Regions from separate parts of the Homo sapiens genome. Here region 1 is linked to region 2. Evidence: chromatin contacts called from ENCODE Hi-C or POLR2A ChIA-PET data. All regions are on one chromosome and are shown on one strand. The core of a region is the stretch at or near the end of the contact, and the rest is flanking DNA. Distances in the headings are between cores, read along the strand shown.

Region 1 (5,802 bases), core at 2,616-5,115, 37 kb after region 2:
CAATCTCAGTTCACTGCAACCTCTGCCTCCCAGGTTCAAGTGATTCTCCTGCCTCAGCCTCCTGAGTAGCTGGGATTACAGGCGTGTGCCACCACACCCGGCTAATTTTTGTATTTTTAGTAGAGACGGGGCTTCACTATGTTGGTCAGGCTGGTCTCAAACTTCTAACCTCAGGCGATCCACCCACCTCAGCCTCCCAAAATGCTACAATTATAGGCGTGAGCCACTGCACCTGGCCAAATATTTATCATTTCTATGTGTTGGAAATATTTCAAGTCCTCTCTTCTATCTGCTTTGAAATATACTACACATTCTTGCTGGCTATAGTCGGCTCCACTATCAAACATCATAATTTGTTTCTTCTAGGCCAGGCGTGGTGGCTCACGCCTGTAATCCCAGCACTTTGGGAGGCCAAGGCAGGCAGATCACCTGAGGTCGGGAGTTCGAGACCAGCCTGACCAACATGGAGAAACCCCGTCTCTACTAAAAATACAAAAACATTAGCCAGCATGGTAGCACATGCCTGTAATCTCAGCTACTCAGGAGGCTGAGGCAGGAGAATCGCTTGAACCCGGGAGGCAGAGGTTGCAGTGAGCCAAGATCGCGCCATTGCACTCCAGCCTGGGCAACAAGAGTGAAATTTGATCTCAAAAAAAACACACACAAAAAACAGAACTTGTTTCTTCTGCCTAACTGCATGTTCCTGCCCATTCACAACCTCTCTTCCTCCCCCTCCCACCCACACCTCCTTCCCAGCCTCTGGTATCTATGATTCTGCACCACACAGTCCTCCCTTTTTATATCTGCCTCGTTGTAAGTCTTTCCCTTCTAGCCTCCATCAACCCATTGTCCCAACATCTGGCAAGCAGATTCCTTCGTTTCTGTTTGAACATCTGTTCCTCTACCACCCCACAGGCCTTCACACTTACCCATCCCCAGTCTTCCACCTGGAGCCTCAAGCTTACATCCTAGAGCACCCCAATTCCTCCTCACTTCAGCCTCCACCTCCCCCTACCCACCTAACAAGACAAAGTACACAAGCCATCGCTGATTTCAACATAACCATTAGATTTTGCTGAACTTAATTTTTTCTTCTGAATGAGACAATAGGCTATTTATTTGATTTTATTTGTGAGATGGAGTCTCGCTCTGTTGCCCAGGCTGGAGTGCAGTGGCGCAATCTCGGCTCACTGCAAGCTCTGCCTTCTGGGTTCACGCCTTTCTCCTGCCTCAGCCTCCCGAGTAGCTGGGACTACAGGCGCCCGCCACCGCGCCCAGCTAATTTTTTGTATTTTTAGTAGAGATGGGGTTTCACCATGGTCTTGATCTCCTGTCCTTGTGATCCGCCCACCTCGGCCTCCCAAAGTACTGGGATTACAGGCGTGAGCCACTGCGCCCGGCGACAATAGGCTATTTATTTAGTTATTTAGAGACAGGGTCTTGCTCTGTTGCCCATGCTGGAGTACAGTTGCTCAGTCATAGCTCACTGCAGCCTTGAGCTCCTGGGCTCAAGTGATCCTCCCACCTCAGCCTCCCAAATAGCTAGGACCGCAAGTTATTATTTTTTTAGAGATAGGGTCTCACTATGTTGCCCAGGCTGATGATTCTCTATTTAGTAAGTATTTAAGAGCTGTACAAATGTCAGACATGATTTTCAGTTCAGGTGAGCCCCCAGCTGTGCTGGGGCCTCTTGCTCTTTGGGACAGCACTGGCCTGTGGTCAAGCCAATGAGCTCAACACAGGACCGGCTGCTCGGTCCTCGCGCACAGCCTGGCCCCAGGAAGGCAAGGCCCCAGAAGCCACTCAACCAGTGGAAACAGCGAGGCTTATGGTAAGGTGAGAGGGACTGCCAGTACTTAGTACGTCTAAAGACCCTTCTGTTGTTTTCCTTCAAACATCTTCCAAAGGGGAATATCTTAGAAAAACCTGAGCGCATTCAAAGAACAAAGATGTGAGAGGGGCTGGAAAATAGGACCCATGAGGAATGGGGAAAAGAAGCTATGATTCTTAGTCAGGAGAAGAGAAAGCCTAGAGGCCACTTAACAATGGCCTGCAAGGTTTAAAGCGATATTCCTCCGAGAATGGAGACCAGCTGTTCACCATCTCCAGCAAGGACAGAACAAAAGGCAATGAGCTTCGGCTTCCACACGAGTGATTTAAGCTGGAAAATAATCTCTGCCAATGAGGATATCAGACTTGGGATAAGTTATCAAGGGAGATCAGGGGCTCTCCTCTGGAGTTCTTCAAAAAGCAAAGAGGCCCGTTTTCCTGGGCGGGTCAGGTGCGATCTGGCAGCAGCCAGAGGGGAGGAGAGGAAGGTTGGGGGAGGCTCTGGGTCCTCTCCAGCCGTAGGAGTCCATGACTTTGTTTTTCAAATAGTCTCCACTTTTGTCCTTGCGGTCTCTCCAGCAGCATAATAGTTTTTTGGACTCTGGCATTTGCAGGATTGAGGCAGGGGAGAGGTGAAAGCAAAGGCATGCAAAGAATGAGAAGAGAAGAATGAAAGGAAGAGAAATTGATTAATTTTCCATGGGAGAGGCAGGGAGAAACTGCAAATAACTAAGCACAGGCCCTTAGTAACTGTCAGTTTCTAAAGTAAGAATCTCTCACTTTCTCATATGAAAATTAGCTTCCATATATATATACACACTAATTGGTTCTTCTTTTCCTTTCTTGCTGGGTTTCCTGGCCTCCTTTTGAATCCTTTGTACATTCCCTTTACACCTTCAATATTAGCCTGTTTCAGTTTCCTGTACAACAAAAGCCAAAGACAGATTCTTCTTATTGAATCCAACACTTTACAAATCCAAAGCCCAAACCTTTATCATAACATTACCCGTCTATGAAATGCAAACCCAGCCCCTGATTCGTATATATTTTTCCTGTTTTTAATCCTTTAAGGCCTTGGGTGTCTCTCCAGCCTTTGGCCTCCTTTATTAAGCCCGATGCTAACAGCTGACTCCTATGACCCCGGAGCCAGTGTCTTTGAAGTGCACGGGCACTCAGGGACAGCCACACCCACCGGGCTGAACCCCCCAGGAACGTCCCCCCACCCCACCCCTGCCTCCCCGTGGGTGGCTGCACTCGGGTATGGGAGAGTGACATTGTCCATCTCTGCATCTGCTCCCACGCGGGTTTTGGCTGCTCAGGCTCAGAGACAGCCCTGAGAATGACAAGAAGGAAAGGTTGCTTGTCTTGTATTTCATCCAGAGCCTGGTGGTCTGCTCTGGGGTGACCCAGCCTCAGGACTTCCTTCCTCAGGCAGCTTCGATGGTGAGCACTAGGATGTGAGCCCCACCAGAGCTGAGCCTCATCTGTCCTGCTCACTGTGTGCCTAGAAGAGTATCTGGCACATGTCGGAGAGCAATCAGTATTCACAAGCAAATGCCAGAGCAGGAAAGGGCTTGCCCAGGCTGGAGTGTAGTGGTATGATCATGACTCACTGCAGCCTTGACCTCCAGGCTCAAGCAATCCTCCACCTCAGCCTCCTTAGCTGGGACTACAGGCCTGTGCCACTACACCCCACTAATTTTTTTTTTTAGAGACAGGGTCTTACTATGTTACCCAGGCTGGTCTCAAACTCCTGGTCTCAAACAATCCTCCCACCTCGGCTTCCTGAAGTGCTGGAGTTACAGACGTGAGCCAATGTGCCTGGCCCATTCTCACCTCTTGTTGCAGACAGAGGAGGTTCCAGGCCTTTTTCTAGGGTTTTTGTGACTGTCAAAGACCTATCTGTACCCCTGGAAAGAAAGACCTCATCTGGTCAATTAGTCCATGCTAAAATGTTAATGGTACTAATGGGTTAATTCATTCTCTCTTGTGCACTCTCTCTCTCTCTGTCAGAGCCTGACCTCCCCCCTAGACTCCTCCCCCTTGCCTTGCTGGGCAATAGCCATTCATCCCCAGATGCAGAGCAGAAAGGAGCCTCCTCCGCCACTAACCCTTGAATTCTTGAGCTGAGGCCAAGAACCAGGCAGCCGGAACAGAACCAGTTGAGATTAGAGTTTCACACATCTTCCAAGGACAGATTCTGCTGGCTGCCCCGGGAACCCACATAGCCTTGCCCAAGCAGAGAGAACACAGAGCCAGCCCTGCAGAAGATGTAGGGAGCAAGACAGTGACTCTCTCAGGGGCCTCAGGGGGTCTTGTCATCACCCCAGCCTGGGACTGTGGCAAGTCTTCACCCTCGGAGCCAGGCTGTGCTGCCCAAGACTGCCCAGGGTGAGAGAAACAGGGCAAAACCAACCAACAGATGGTGTTTCTAGCTCCCTAACCTGCTGTGTATGCCCCAGAAGCACTGGGGAACTTTTTGGTTTTTTATTTTTGTTTGTTTCATATTTAATTGTTTATATCGAATTTGTTATTCATGGGGTACATGTAGAATTTTGCTACATTGATATACCACATTGTGGTGAAGACAGGCCTTCAATGCATCCATCACTAGAACACACTTTATATCCACCAAGCAACCTCCCATCCCTCCCACCCGCTTACACCTCCAAGTCTCCAGCGTCTATTATTTTGCATTCTATGTCCCTGGGTCCATATTATTCAACTCCCACTTATAAGTGAGAACATGCAATGTCTTTCTGTTTCTGAGTTCTTTCACTTAAGATAATGGACTCCAGTTCCATCCATGTTGCTGCAAAAGACATTGTTTCTTTTTTATGCCTGAATAGTATTCTGTTGTGTATTTTTTTTTTTTTTTTTTGAGACGGAGTCTCGCTCTGTCGCCCAGCCTGGAGTGCAGTGGCGCGATCTTGGCTCACTGCAAGCTCCGCCTCCCGGGTTCACGCCATTGTCCTGCCTCAGCCTCCCAAGTAGCTGGGACTACAGGTGCCCACCACCACGCCCGGCTAATTTTTTTTGTATTTTTAGTAGAGACGGGGTTTCACCGTGTTAACCAGGATGGTCTTGATCTCCTGACCTCGTGATCCATCCGCCTCGGCCTCCCAAAGTGCTGGGTTACAGGCGTGAGCCACTGTTGTGTATTTAGAGTGCATTTTCAGGCGCCCGGCCTCTGTTGTGTATTTAGAGTGCATTTTCTTTAGCCAGCCCTCCGTTGATGGTCACTTAGGTTGATTCCATGACTCTGCTATTGTGAATAGTGCTGCAATAAACATATGAGCACAGGTATTTTTTTATATATAAAATGATTTCTTTTTTTGCGGGGGTAGATACCCAGTAGCAAGGTTGCTGAAGTGTATGGTGGTTCTATTTTTATAATCTCCACACTGTTTTCAACGAGGGGCTTTTTCTTTTTTTTTTTTTGAGATGGAATCTCACTCTGTCGCCCAGGCTGGAGTCCAGTGGGACCATGTCGGCACACTGCAACCTCCATCTCCTGGGTTCAAGCAATTCTGCCTCAGCCTCCTGAGTAGCTGCGATTACAGGCGCCCACCACCACACCCGGCTAAATTTTTTATATTTTTATTAGAGACAGGGTTTCACCATGTTGGCCAGGCTGGTCTTGAACTCCTGACCTCAGGTGATCCACCCGCCTCAGCCTCCCAAACTGCTGGAATTACAGTCGTGAGTCACTGCGCCCGGCCTTTTTTTTTTTTTTTTTTTTCTGAGACGGAGTCTCACTCTGTCCCCCAGGCTAGAGTGCAATGGTGCGATCTTGGCTCACTGCAACCTCTGCCTCCCAGGTTCAAGCGATTCTCCTGCCTCAGCCTCCAGAGTAGCTGGGATTCCAGACACCCACCACCACGTCCAGCTAGTTTTTGTATTTATAATAGAGATGGGGTTTCACCATTTGGGCCAGGCTGGTCTCAAACTCGTGACCTCAGATGATCCACC
Region 2 (5,722 bases), core at 2,710-5,209:
TGAGGAGAAGGAAGAGGAGGAGGGGTTGGTTTTGCTGTCTCAGGGAAGGCAGAGGAGGAAGAAAGTCCATGTGTAAGTGGACCCATGAAGTTCACGCCTGTGTTGTTCAAGGGCTAACTGTAAATTCTGCCCACCACCATGCAAGTGAATTTAGAGGTGGATTCTTCCCCAGCTGAGCCTTCAGATGAGATGCCCACCCCACCCTGCTCAACAGCTTTATCGCGGCCTCATGAGCGACCCTGGAGCAGAGCATCTCTCAACTAAATCATGCCCAGGTCCTGACTCCCAGAAACTATAAGCTAATGAATGTGTGCTGTTTTAAGCCATTTTAAGCTTTTAATAAATACACTGGCTTTCTGCATCTCTCTTCCTATGGGCGTTTTCTGTCTCAGGCTTGACCCCAGCAGAAAACATTACCAGAGCAACCTTCAATCACTAGATTTGGACAAGTTTCCCCAGCTTCCAGACCTTAAGTGGGATGACTCCAAAATAGGGGTCTCCGAGAGTTCCTCTCACTGAGCCCGAGTGGTGCAGAGTGCCCACTCACGAAACCCACTTTGCAGGTTTTCCTCCTCTCTGTTTTTCGTGTCCTCACTCCTCCTAATATTTCCTGAGATCACCTCTGCAAAACCTACTTGCACCCATGTGTCTTGTTTGCTTTTGTAAAACCTGAACTAACATAGACTCATCACATTACCAGCTTTTTTTTTTTTTTTTTTTTGAGACAGAGTTTTGCTCTTGTTGCCAAGGCTGGAGTGCAATGACGGAATCTTGGCTCACCGCAACCTCTGCCTCCTGGGTTCAAGCAATTCTCCTGCCTCGGCCTCCCGAGTAGCTGGGATTACAGGCAAGTGCCACCACACCCAGCTAATTTTTTTTTTTTTTTTTTTTTTGTATTTTTAGTAGAGACGGGGTTTCTCCATATTGGTCAGGCTGGTCTTGAATTCCCGACCTCAGGCGATCTGCCTGCCTCAGCCTCCCAAAGTGCTGGGATTGGGATTACAGGAGTGAGCCACCACAGCCAGCCCTTTCTTTTTTTTTTTTTTTTTTTAAAGACAGAGCCTCACTCTGTTGCCCAGACTGAAGTGCAGTGGTGTGATCTCAACTCATTCTGACCTCCGCCTCCTAGGTTCAAGCGATTGTCATGCCTCAGCCTCCTGAGTAGATGAAACTACAGGTGTGCACAACCATGCCTGGCTAATTTTTTGTATTTTTAGTGGAGACAGCGTTCCACCATGTTGGGCAGGCTGGTCTCAAACTCCTGACCTCTAGTGATCTGCCCACCATAGCCTCCCAAAGAGCTGGGATTACAGGCGTGAGCCACCACGCCCAGCCCAACTTACCACCTTTCTGTGCTTATAAAAACCTAGAATTTTTCTTCTACATGTCCAGGCTCTGCTGTTGTGAGGTTAACCCACACCTTGGGCTTCATCCCACCACAACCCTCCACCCACCAACCCCTAGTGTAGCCCTGGTGTGGCTTTTCAAGTTCCTTGCCTTGAGACCCACACTTCCTATAATCTTCTACCCCTTCCTCACAGAAGCCTCTTCTCACCAAAACTGAGCCACAAGTAGAATATGGTAGTTTGTTGGTCAAAACTGATTGCCACTCGAGTATGATGGCTCATGCCTATAATCCCAGCCTTTGGGAGGCCGAGGTGGATGGATCTCTTGAGTTCAGAAGTTTGAGACCAGCCTGAGCAATATGTCAAAACCCCATCTCTACAAAAATATACAAAAATTAGCCAGAGGCCAGGAGTGATGACTCATGTCTGTAACCCTAGAGCTTTGGGAGGCCAAAGCAGGCAGATCACTTGAGGCCAAGAGTTCGAGACCAGCCCGGCCAACATGGGGAAACCCCATCTCTACTAAAAATATAAAAATTAGCCAACAGTGATGGCAGGCGCTGGTAATCCCAGCTACTTGTGAAGCTGAGGCATGAGAATCACGTGAACCTGAGAGGCGGAGGTTGCAGTGAGCCAAGATCATGCCAGTGTACTCCAGCCTGGGTGATAGAGTGAGACTGTCTCAAAAAAAAAAAAATTAGCCAGGTATAGTGGTGCACACTTGTAGTTCCAGCTACTTGGGAGGCTGAGGTAGAAGGTTCACTTGAGCCCAGGAGGTCAAGGCTGCAGTGAGTCATGATGACACTACTGTACTCCAGCCTGAGTCACAGAAGAAGACCCTGTCTCAAAAACAAAAACAAAAAAAAACACGATTGCTCATGCCTGCAGGTATATAGTCTGGAGCCAATGCACCAAATATTTCTTTCTTTTTTTTTTTTTTTTTTGAGACGGAGTCTCGCTCTGTCGCCCAGGCTGGAGTGCAGTGGCACAATCTCAGCTCACTGCAAACTCCACCTCCTAGGTTCAAGCGATTCTCCTGCCTCAGCTTTCCAAGTAGCTGGGATTACGAGTGCCCACCACCACTCCTGGCTAAATTTTGTATTTTTAGTAGAAACTGGGTTTCCCCCATGTTGGCCAGGCTGGTCTCGAACTCCTGACCTCAAGTGATCCACCCACTTTTGCCTCTCAAAGTGCTGGGATTACAGGCATAAGCCACTGTGCCTGGCCCAAAACTTAACCTTTCTAGGCTTCAGTTTCCACATTGGTCAAATGGAAATAGTGATAGGATCAATAACATGTATTGCTGTGTGGGTGCATGGGACAGAACATACAGTTAGTCATTGGTGCTACCCAGTGCTCAGAAATCATTATCTTCTGTTACTGTGACCAATTGTCATTCCCTGCCTCTTGCATTCTATTTCAGTCCCAGGTAATGATTCTTCTGACACAATGCTTTGGGCCTTTCCATGTTAACATAGTCTTCCAGGACTGTTTTTAACACCTTGTCCATTGGTTTTATGAAAGTCATTTTTTTCTTTCTTTCTTTCTTTTTTAAGAGACAAGGTGTCTTGCAGGTGTTAGGCAGGCTGGCCTCCAACTCTTGGGCTCAAGTAGTCCTCCTACCTCTTCTTGTTTGTAAACTGGGAGTAATTATAGCACCTACTTCATTGAGCTGTTGTCTATATTCAATGACAAAAGACCCCTTGAGGCTTCGCCTAGTTATCTGGAAAGCAGTAAGTGCTCAGTAAATTTTAGCTGCTACTATTACTACTAACAACATGTGAGGGATGATTGGGAAACGCCAGCACCACAGAACATTCTGGTTGACTGAACCAGAATATGTGGCCTCAAAGCATGCATGCAAAGATCTGATTTGAGCCGGGCATGGTGGTGCACACATGCAGTCCCAGCTACTCGGGAGCCTGAGGCGGGAGAATTGCTTGAGCCCAGGAGTTCAAGACCAGCCTGGCCACACAGCAAGACGCCGTCTCTACAGAATAAAAATAAAAACATGAGCTAGGTGTGGTGGCGTGCACCTATCATCCCAGCTACTCAGGAGGCTGAGGCAGGAGGATCACTTGAGCCCAGGACGTCGAGGCTTCAGTGAGCTATGATGGCACCACTGCACTCCAGGCTAGGTGACAGAGTAAAACCCTCACTCTAAAAAATGAAAAGTAAACTGGTGTGGGGCTGTTCTCAGTGATGAGGCCCTGGACCCATAACTGCTAGGGCTGGGAGGAGTTTGGAAATCTCTTCTGTGCAGTCATCATGGGTCAATGAGGGAGGCTTAGGCCAAGACCCACTTCCAACAGAGACTCTCCACCTTCAGCTGTTTACTGTATTAGGGGTCTATCGGAGCACTGATTTGAGGAAAGGATTCTGCCAAGAAGAATGCAGAAAGGAAGGGACAGAGGAAGAGAAGGAGTTTTAGAACCATTGAGAGTACAACCCCTTCCTTTTACAGATGTGGATTTGAGGCCCAGAGAAGTTCGGTGAGATCTGCCCCTGAGTTACATAGCCAGGGAGTTCTCTGCAGGGCCAAGGTTAGAATCAGGCCTCCTCACTCCCCGCAAGGCCTGTCCACCACACTGGCTGCTTCAAATCCAACGTTGCCTCCAGGGGGCGCTATACCCCTTGTATTGTATGTGCATGGCACCTCCCTGAGGCCCTGCACCTCCAGAATCTTAGCAATTAGATAGTTCATAGCCCCAGCGCCATGAAGAAAGATCACAGCTACAACAAGCATGTCTTATGTGTGTACTGTGCCTTACAGAGGCGGGCAGAATTTCTCTGTGTGGGCTGGATATTTACTATTTAGGCTCTACACATCATACCGTCTCTGTTGCATAGCCTCAACTCTGACATGGAAGAACAAAAGCAGCTATAGGCAGTAAGTAAACCAACCAGCCTGGCTGCATTCCAATAAAACTTTATTTATGGATGCCAAGATTTGAATTTCATATAATGTTCACATGTCACAAAAATAGCCATCTTTTTATTTTTTCAATTTTTTTTTTTTTTTTTTTTAGACAGTCTCCCTCTGCTCCCTCTGTTGCCTAGGGTGGAGTGCAGTGGCATGAGTAGCTCACTGTAACCTCTAACTTCTGGCCTCAAGCAATCCTCCCGCCTCAGCCTACTAAAGCACTGGGATTACAGGCCACCATGCCTGGCCTATTTTTTGTTTCAACACTTTAAAAATATAGGCCAGGCACAGTGGTTCATGCCTGTAATCTCAGCAGTTTGGGAGGCCAAGAAGGGCGGATCACTGGAGGTCATGAGTTCGAGACCAGCCTGGCCAACATGGCAAAACCTAAAAATACAAAAAATTAGCTGGGCATGGTGGCAGGCACCTGTAATCCCAGCTACTCAGGAGGCTGAGACATGAGAATCACTTGAACCTGGGAGGCAGAGGCTGCAGTGAGCCAAGATCGCATCATTGCACTCCAGTCTGGGTGACAGAGCCAGAATCCATATAAAAAAAAAAAAAAAAAGTAAAAACCATTCTTAGTTTGTGGGCTGTACAAAAACAAGCAGCAGGCTAAATGTGTCCCACGGGCCATCATTTGCTGCCACCTGGTTCATATGATTCATTGGTATTCTTGTCTCTCTTGAGCTTTGCAAGAGTTATAAAAGCTGACAAGGGAAGTATCAGATCTACTTCTTAGAAACAGAAATGGACCAAAACCCAGAGGTTAATTTTATACTTTATTGCCCAAACTCTAAAGCTTCTCTGCCGCTTAAGAGAAGCCAAAAAGTCCCCTAAAGACCCTAAAAAAAAGCCAGTTTTGAAATAATCTTCTGATTGAGGCTGCCTAGAACCCAAGTGGATCTTGCAGATTAGGGTCACCTGGGGTCTTTCCACGGTTCGTTCCAGTCCAAGCATAAATCCCCGTGATGCCCCTATAGCAAAATGGAACCAGCATGGGTTCCAGAACACATGGGCCGAAGTCACATGACCATCTCTTCCAGGGGTGCAATTCTCATTTCTACATGTGAAATGGATCACCCATATGCTCCCATACATACCCAACCAAAAAAAATCAAGCTGTTAAATGTATGAGTTTATACCACTGCCCTAGGCAGTAGAACAAAAGAATTGTAAGTCCCTTTAGGAGTTGGATTTCGGGCAAAGAGCAATGAATGGGGAGAAAGATTCTAGGCATGCCAGCCCAGAGAGATACAAAAGGCAGATAGGAAGGTGGGAGGTTGTATTGGGGGTGACTGAAAAAGACAGTGGCCTAGGAGGTGTGGATGGTGAACAGGGGTCCCCCAGAGTCAAGAAAGAGCCAAGACTTCATGTAAGGGGCATTGTAGGTATTTTTGGTTTTTCTTTTTCCTTTTTTTTTTTTTTTTTTTTGCCTATTGCCCAGGCTGGA

The links. A loop is a pair of places that touch in the nucleus more often than their neighbours do. ChIA-PET counts read pairs that join two places held with the same protein, here RNA polymerase II (POLR2A). Pooled maps may share reads with other maps.
Region 1: a pooled map shows a loop between it and region 2 (2.2-fold over the local background). The contact joins two enhancer-like sites. A Hi-C loop is called at or near these places in 2 of 168 maps with a recorded cell type or tissue (Caco-2 and left ventricle myocardium superior) and 2 of 50 pooled maps. POLR2A ChIA-PET finds 5 or more read pairs at or near these places in 5 of 52 experiments (GM12878, H1, Panc1 and 2 more).

Annotation. Positions count from the first base shown.
Region 1 is chr10:21,312,131-21,317,932 of GRCh38, forward strand. No RefSeq gene overlaps it. Among named protein-coding and RNA genes, the nearest start is that of LINC02643, 58 kb to the right of the region's middle. Within about 2 kb of position 3,866, at least 15 of the 41 ENCODE cell types and tissues checked have a DNase peak (open chromatin) inside an H3K27ac peak, as active enhancers do.
Region 2 is chr10:21,274,937-21,280,658 of GRCh38, forward strand. It overlaps a transcript of NEBL not described here. Among named protein-coding and RNA genes, the nearest start is that of LINC02643, 95 kb to the right of the region's middle. RefSeq lists an enhancer at 3,937-4,056. Within about 2 kb of position 3,960, at least 3 of the 41 ENCODE cell types and tissues checked have a DNase peak (open chromatin) inside an H3K27ac peak, as active enhancers do.